Linked DNA regions of Homo sapiens: region 1 is linked to region 2. The links are chromatin contacts, found by Hi-C or POLR2A ChIA-PET in ENCODE. All regions are on one chromosome and are shown on one strand. Each heading gives the region's core, a stretch centred on a gene start or an enhancer-like site at or near the end of the contact. The rest is flanking DNA. Distances are from core to core; before and after follow the strand shown.

Region 1 (4,317 bases), core at 1,350-3,849, 380 kb before region 2:
CCTGACAACCACTTTTCTACTCTCTCCTTTTATAATTTTCTCAGCTCTGATGTCAGGGTTTTGTGGCTCTGTACAAAGCTTCAGATATCCTTCATCCAGTACTTGTCTTCACAGACGAAAATGCTGAAAGCATAAGAGCAGTTTTGTGAATTGGATGTGCCTTCATGATGTAATGGCGTGAGGCAGGGGAGCGACCGTCAGAGGGTGTTGTGTAAAAGGCTCTTGTAGTAAGCTTAAGCTTCCATGTTGCTCTCCCTAGAACCTGATCACTTTCTCTTTCATCTTTTTTTAATAGTCATAACTCATCAAAACCATGTTTTGACACTCATTCTAACATTATTGGAATCCATTTCTTTTTTAATGTTGGATTCACAAGCTGTATTTCTATGACATAATTATTTAGCAGTCACATAAAATGTGTATCTGGCCATTCTTAACAGACTCATTTATACGTGGGCCACATAAAATTTGCATTCTTACACCAGTGACTCATTTATTAATAGTAATAAATACACCGGCAACAGGCCAAGCACACTTCAGAGGCTTGTAACCTGAGAATGGTCAGAGGGGATGTGAAATGTAATGTGTTTTTATTTTATTTCTTTTATTTTAAACCTCTTTCAACAGGACTTGGAATTTTAAGAAGGAAAAATTTGGACTGATGTATTAATAGATTCAAAAAGAAAGAATGTTTTTCTCTAGAAAGATAGCTTATTCCTCCCATGGAGTTCAGGGAGAGAAAAGATAAAGTAGGCGTTACAGGGTTTTTTTTAAAGGATACTATTTATAATTATATCAAGATGATTTTTATCTGAGTAGCATATTAAACATTATAAGCAAAGGTACCCTTAAGCATTTACGTGACCACTCAGCATGCTCCCTAAGATGCCGAAGTCACCGATAGTTCAGAAAAGGATAGAAAACTTCAGGACCATGGTAGGAGGTTAGACATATGCAATAAAAAGCAATCATTTCATGAATATTGGTGAGAATTAATAGCACTTTATTTCGTGGCTCATTGAGGAAATGTGTGGTTGATGCTATTCAGAAGTACCTCTCAATGGTTTTAATAGAAAGCATGTGTGTGTGGATATGGAGTGCAAGTCCTCCTGACTGGTGGATTGAGGCTCTGCAGACCTCTCAGGTTTTCCCATTTTTTTTTTAATTAGAGTTTCAGTCCACTGATACTACCTTCAAAGTAAATGAAAATGAATCAACAGAAGGTAAACAAGTTCAGGGAAGAATTTTAAACAGCAAAACCCTTTTAGTCAATTCTTAATAGACTCTTCCCTCTTTTTTGAACAAAATTATGTTAAATGCCTCACATTTTCCTTTCTCACCTTCAAGGACTAATGACAGCTGCAACATTTGATGTATGTGTGATTCTGACATTAATATCTTATTCCCTAGCTGGGCAAAACATGAGAAATTGGCCTTGTGTCAACTTTTTAAAATGACAGGCAGGAACTGTATCTGAGTCTGCCTACTGTTGTATCTTCAGCGCCTAGCACTCTACCAAATGTATCCAGACCCTTCATTAATATGTGTTAAATTGTTGAGAGGAAGAAAGGAAGGAAAGAAGGAAGTCTATTTTTATATATATTTAGGGCTAAAAAAAACAAATCCTCGAGTTCTCACTTATCAGACCTTGTCGTAGTAATCAGCCTGGGATTGGTGTTCAAGGTTCCATGTGCTAGGAGTCGTGGTACATGGCCGGCACATGCCTGGCTTATAATAAATACTTGAAATATTTCTAGGGAAGTAAATGAATGTGTCTCTCTTGTTCCCTGCAAATACTGTCTGGAAAATGGAAGATATTCAACTTTTTGTAGATGGAATGAATAGTTAATTTAAGTAAGTATCTTTCTAATATTACTGAAAGATTCCACAACCAAATAGAACTTCTTCCTAGCAGCATTAGGACCTACAGGATAAAATAGCCAACTGACTATAGAAGGCCAGTACTGGAATCTTTGAACCATTCTTTCCCCCAGACAGCAGTCCTGTCTCTCTTTATTAATCTCCATTGTTCTCAGTGAATGCCCTGTTTATATCTGACAGTTTATAGTTTGAAGGGGGAATCATGAACCTTACAATCAAAGTCCTCCCGGCATTTTTTTGTTCTACTTGGAGGAATGGACTATGACCAATGACTTCTGAAAGACAAGTTTCGAAAACCTAAAAAGTTTAGTTTGGTTATTTCAGTGGCATCAGGAGGTTTGAGAGGAGCGGAAGATGTCAGGTCTGTTTCTAGGAAATGACTGGCCTAACAGCTGGAATAGCAAAAGTACAGTGCCTTCTTGCAAAAGCAACTTTCCTGGGTGTTTGATGGAGAAAGGAGAGTCTTAAACCTCTGAGCCAGGAGGAGAGACCGAAATGTTGTGCATTTATAGATAGGTCAGTGAGCTTTCTGGTTTCCCTCTCCCTTTCTTCTCTCCCCTAATTAACAGAGTTGAGGAAGACTGGGGTTCTGCAGTGAGACAGGAGGGGGGTTTATCAGGAGGCCCTTCCGAGAGAGAAAGCGAGGTAACTCTTTGTATCTGAGAGGTTTAAGTAAATGGACAGCCTGTTGGCTCCCTTCCTGACATTCAAAGCCAGAGCTCCCTCCCTCCAGAGGAGTGTCCTGTTTCTGTGTGTTCATTGTTTGGGGCCTCTGTTTGTGTTCAACTGTCAAAACGACTTCAGTGTTGCTACTTCTACTACAGTGTGTGAGTTGGTTTGTGTACCAGAACAATGAGACATGACTGAACAGTTTTTTTCAGATTTATATTTTCTAATGCCTCATGAACCTTTTAAAAAATGTAAGCTATGAGTCTGTGGAATACAAAATTCATTGTTAAGGAATTGAATCTGTTACTTAGGGAAATTACAAGCATATTAAGTTCAGCTGCCTTAGCAAAGCTTCAGAACTTCTTAAGGTTTAATATTTTTATTAGTTCCAAAATAAAATTTAATGTAGCCTTTTTCTTAAAATGTTTTAATGAATGTAAACTAAAGAGGACAGTTGTAAATACAGTTAAATCACAACATGACTTAGTATTTTATTATACATAGGAAAATGGTTTGATCAGATTTAATATTCATTAGACCTGGCTTTTCAATAGCTTGGATAAATATGTTCCTTTTTATTAGAAATCTGTCATACCCAGGGCATAGGCCAACATGTTGGCTTTGTAAATCATGTAGTCTGCCCGGCTCTTTTGGTCCTAGATCAGAAAGAGGCTTTTGCAAACCCACCATTTCTGGGGTTGAATGGGAAATTAGGGAAAGAAAATGAGGTCAAGAAAGGCATGGAGAAAAAAACCGCTGGGCCTGTTGGCCTGAGCACCCCCTAGAAAATATGCTGGGGTAGACTGATAAGCTCAAAGGCTTGTGTAATTTTCTTGCATATGCCTTTGAAAAACTGCAGAAAAGGATCAAAATAGTCAGTCTCCTAAGTTATTCCCTAAGTGAATAGAGACTGAGAAACTACAGGTCATTCATAGAGCAATTTTAAGATCTATTGAAGACTTTGATATTCTGGAAGGCAGCACTCTTTAAGACAAGATATCCTAGGCTTCTATTGGGGTATAAAAAATATTATAATTTTTTTATTTTTGAGACAGGGTCTCACTCTGTCACCCAGGCTGGAGAGCAGTGGTGTGATCTTGGCTCACTGCAGCCTCTACTCCTGGGTTCAAGTGATTCTCCCACCTTAGCCTCCCTGAGTAGCTGGGATTGCAGGCACACACCACCATGCTCAGCTAATTTTTGTATTTTTTGATAGAGACGGGGTTTCACCATGTTGGTCAGGCTGGTTTCAAACTCCTGTCCTCAAGTGATCCTCCCACCTCGGCCTCCCAAAATGCTGGCATTACAGGCATGAACCACCACTCCTGGCCTATAATTGATAATTTATATTAGTTAGTAGATTTTATTAAAATATTAAGCTTGACTAATAGTTAATATATGAGTAAACTATAGTAGGTGCATATAATTTATAAGTTAATACACGTGTGTTGGGAGTGCTTGCTAATTTTTTAAGAGATGTGCACTCAGCCACTGCTGTTTTGGCTCAGGAACACTTATTTCCTAGAACATAGCAGGGAGAATGTGCCTCTATATTTTATCCTGTGCCCAGAGTCTTAAATTTTTCTTCAAATTTATTTGTGGTGTATCATTGGACCACCCTTGTCACTAAGAGCTCCAGTGTCTCATGTGGCAAATGATAATATTATTCTAAATTCTCTTCCATTTGCAAAGACTTCTGGAGGAATTTGTCTTGAGCTTTACAGATTACTTACAGAAAAGAGCCCAGGAGTTATTGCTATCCATTGG
Region 2 (3,954 bases), core at 1,014-3,513:
TCCTCTTCTCTTGTCTAACAACTTTTCATCCACCTCCACTGTCCGGTAAAAATGAACTCAGTTTCCAAGGAACTCTAAGGACCTTAAATAAGCATTTGGAGCCATAAGCCTCATGGACCAAGTAGAAATTGGCACATAATGTAGTGCTTTGTGTATCTTTACAACTACCTTAATGACAGTGTGTTAAATGTTTTGTAAATTCCTCTGTGTTCTCTTGCTTAAAATGTGTGTTTTCTTTGTAGTTAAAGGGTTTCTTACAATAAGTCTCTGTTACAAAATGATGGCCATATAAAAGAGAGAAGAGAGGCGCAAAAATAACAAACACAGATTCAGCAAAAATCTCACCCCTTTATTGCCCTGAACTTTTCAATAGCAAGAACTGAGCTTGCTGGGCTGAAAATTGTTTTAATGTACCTTCATAAAAGGATCTTTGACTTGGTAAGTGTGTGCGATGCATACTTTTCATGTTACACCACAAGTGCCACTTAGCAACTCCACTAGACAGGGCAGTGTTTCAGCATGGGGTGGGGTGCCCCCTGACAGGCTTTTAAAAGGCCCGGATGCCAATGCACATTCCAACACTATCCACAAAAAGGAGACTGGAGCAGTGCTCTTCCCTGCATTGGGCAAGGAGACTCTCCCTCCCTGCCTAACCACTTGCCTGCCCTGTTTTGTGGGAGAATTACAAGTAAATGCTACAGAGGCAGTGGAGAAAAAAGGGTGTTTTAATTCCTCTCCAGAGTTTCCTTTATTTGATGTATGTTGCATCCTTTAAACAAGTTGTGCAAAATGGCTGCAGGGTAGATTGGCTCTCCCTTTTAAAGCTCTCCATCCGGCTGGGTTTATTTGTAAATACTGCATCTATCCTTCTTAGTGTTTTAGGACTGGCTGGAAAGACTCTTCTTCCTGTAGGTTGGGTCAGTGTGAGAGATCTAAAAAATCATTTTCCCTTAAAATTACTGTATTTTAATAAAAGGATTGGGCAGGGGCTGGAATGAGAGAAAACTGGTCCTTCAAAATGTAAAACTGTCATACTTAAACCAGTTTACAAAATATGCGTTTAATTATGTGGTGGGATGTGTGTAGGTGTATGATGAGAGAGGCAACCAACATGGCTATTTGGGGTGCAAGGATGTGGGAACAGGCAAGTAATTTTCACATTGGACTTTCATCCTAGGGAGCTGGGTTCTAGTCACAGCTCTGAGCTGTGTGACCTTGGGTAGGTCTCATCTCCCCGGGGTTTTGTTTCACCAGTTGAACAGTATGAGGATGAGTCACAGCTAACATTTGTTCCATGATATTTACCCAGCACCATACAAGTGTTATTTCTGTCCTCCCAGTTAACACTGACGTGGGTAGTATTATATGCCCATTTTACAGATGAGGAAACTGAAGCCTGAAGAAGTTAAATACTTATCCCAGAACACACAGCTGGTAAGTGGCAGACCTGGAATTGGAATCTAGTTCAGTTTGATTCCCCAACCCATGCTCTTGACCACTATACTGTTTTTTCAAGTCCAGATCTGAAATCTCATTTTCTGTGTGGCTGTGTGTTTGGGACAGGGGTAACCAATTCCTGACTACTCTATATGCTGCATAGAACCTGGAGAGGATTTTTCAAAGTAAATGAATCTCGAAAGCTGGATTGCAGAGCAAACGAGTGCAGTCAATTCAGCCAGGGGCTTGCAAGAGGGAGAAAGAGAAAAAGACTGTGGAATGGAAAGTTTCCCAACCCAAGCCTTTCCCAAGGGGTAGCCATTCTCTGTTCTACAGTTTAGGGCTTGCATGTGCTTTTTCTGGAGTGGAAAAATACATAAGTTATAAGGAATTTAACAGACAGAAAGGCGCACAGAGGAATTTAAAGTGTGGGCTGGGGGGCGAGGCGGTGGGCGGGAGGCGAGCGGGCGCAGGCGGAACACCGTTTTCCAAGCTAAGCCGCCGCAAATAAAAAGGCGTAAAGGGAGAGAAGTTGGTGCTCAACGTGAGCCAGGAGCAGCGTCCCGGCTCCTCCCCTGCTCATTTTAAAAGCACTTCTTGTATTGTTTTTAAGGTGAGAAATAGGAAAGAAAACGCCGGCTTGTGCGCTCGCTGCCTGCCTCTCTGGCTGTCTGCTTTTGCAGGGCTGCTGGGAGTTTTTAAGCTCTGTGAGAATCCTGGGAGTTGGTGATGTCAGACTAGTTGGGTCATTTGAAGGTTAGCAGCCCGGGTAGGGTTCACCGAAAGTTCACTCGCATATATTAGGCAATTCAATCTTTCATTCTGTGTGACAGAAGTAGTAGGAAGTGAGCTGTTCAGAGGCAGGAGGGTCTATTCTTTGCCAAAGGGGGGACCAGAATTCCCCCATGCGAGCTGTTTGAGGACTGGGATGCCGAGAACGCGAGCGATCCGAGCAGGGTTTGTCTGGGCACCGTCGGGGTAGGATCCGGAACGCATTCGGAAGGCTTTTTGCAAGCATTTACTTGGAAGGAGAACTTGGGATCTTTCTGGGAACCCCCCGCCCCGGCTGGATTGGCCGAGCAAGCCTGGAAAATGGTAAATGATCATTTGGATCAATTACAGGCTTTTAGCTGGCTTGTCTGTCATAATTCATGATTCGGGGCTGGGAAAAAGACCAACAGCCTACGTGCCAAAAAAGGGGCAGAGTTTGATGGAGTTGGGTGGACTTTTCTATGCCATTTGCCTCCACACCTAGAGGATAAGCACTTTTGCAGACATTCAGTGCAAGGGAGATCATGTTTGACTGTATGGATGTTCTGTCAGTGAGTCCTGGGCAAATCCTGGATTTCTACACTGCGAGTCCGTCTTCCTGCATGCTCCAGGAGAAAGCTCTCAAAGCATGCTTCAGTGGATTGACCCAAACCGAATGGCAGCATCGGCACACTGCTCAATGTAGGTTTATTTTTTTCCCTTCTTCTACCAAGAAAAAAAAAATTGTCTCTCTTGCATGCAATAAAGACGTTGGAAATAAACTGCATTGGTAGCAAGACAAAGGATTTAATGATTTAATGCTGAAGGGGTGTGATATGCTGGCATGCATATTGATTCCCTTTGCTGAAAATTTCCTGTTAGATGTTTTCTTCCCAAATAACCCCTCCCGCCCCCATGCTCCTCTCCTTACCAACCTTATAGTCTCTTGAAAACAGTTTTTAAAATATGCATAAAAATGTGGGGGGTGGGGAGTAGAGGGTGACCACAAGACTTTAAAACATTCTTCAAGTAGGGCAATTTGACACATTTTGCAGTTTTTACTAAAATGTATGCAGAGTGGAATTTAACTTTGCTGTTCTTTGGATTAGCTACTAGTTGTATAGGTCCCCCCACCCCTTGTGTATTCCAACAGTCCAAAGTAATTAAAATATGACATTTTCCTTGAAAGGAATTTAGTTTAATTAAGGTGGCTGCTGCTCCCGAAGTTCATAAACCACCAGTTCAAGCTGCCGCTTCCAATGTTTTCCTTGCTAAGGAAAGGCAATATTTCTTAGCATTGACCCTGCTGCCACCTTTCCAAGTCACTTTGTTGGTCTAAGAAGTTGCTGTTTTGCTAGAAAACTACTGGCAATGAACACCCCTTGGACTGAGCCATCCATTATTTCCATATCTTGCAGTTCAGCCCGGAACGTGGACATCAGTTAAAGGAAAGGAAATATAAGTGGGGTAGCCCAATTTAAAAAAAAAATATTGACTATTTTGTTATCTGATGCTGACACAGTGCCGAGGTACGCACCTGGTCAACAGTAGCCTGGCTGCAGGCTTGAGAAATGATCAGGAGTCCCAGAAAATCCCACCTTCGGGTGGCTGTAGTGGGAGCCTGCAGGATGCTTCGCCGCCCTGACAGTGATTTAGATAAATGGCTCAGCTATCTATCAAAATGTTTTTAGTACTTTATTTGACAATTCATTGGAGCATTAGCCTGAAAATGACATTTTAAATCTTTGTTTTCAAAGAGGTCAAAGT

What was found. Hi-C counts contacts between places; a loop is a spot of excess contacts on that map. ChIA-PET counts read pairs that join two places held with the same protein, here RNA polymerase II (POLR2A). Pooled maps may share reads with other maps.
Region 1: a loop to region 2 is called in a map of heart right ventricle, with 2.8 times the contacts of the local background. The contact joins the enhancer-like site here to the promoter of RARB in region 2. A Hi-C loop is called at or near these places in 20 of 168 maps with a recorded cell type or tissue (Right ventricle myocardium inferior, aorta, cardiac septum and 8 more) and 14 of 50 pooled maps. POLR2A ChIA-PET finds 5 or more read pairs at or near these places in 1 of 52 experiments (A549).

The regions. Positions count from the first base shown.
Region 1 is chr3:25,042,874-25,047,190 of GRCh38, forward strand. It overlaps a transcript of RARB not described here. Among named protein-coding and RNA genes, the nearest start is that of RARB-AS1, 340 kb to the right of the region's middle. Within about 2 kb of position 2,600, at least 4 of the 41 ENCODE cell types and tissues checked have a DNase peak (open chromatin) inside an H3K27ac peak, as active enhancers do; they include heart right ventricle, where a contact is called at or near this core.
Region 2 is chr3:25,426,000-25,429,953 of GRCh38, forward strand. RARB (retinoic acid receptor beta) reads left to right here and starts at 2,264. Exons shown (of 8, transcript NM_000965.5): 1 at 2,264-2,889. The coding sequence starts at 2,733. RefSeq lists an enhancer at 1,325-2,162.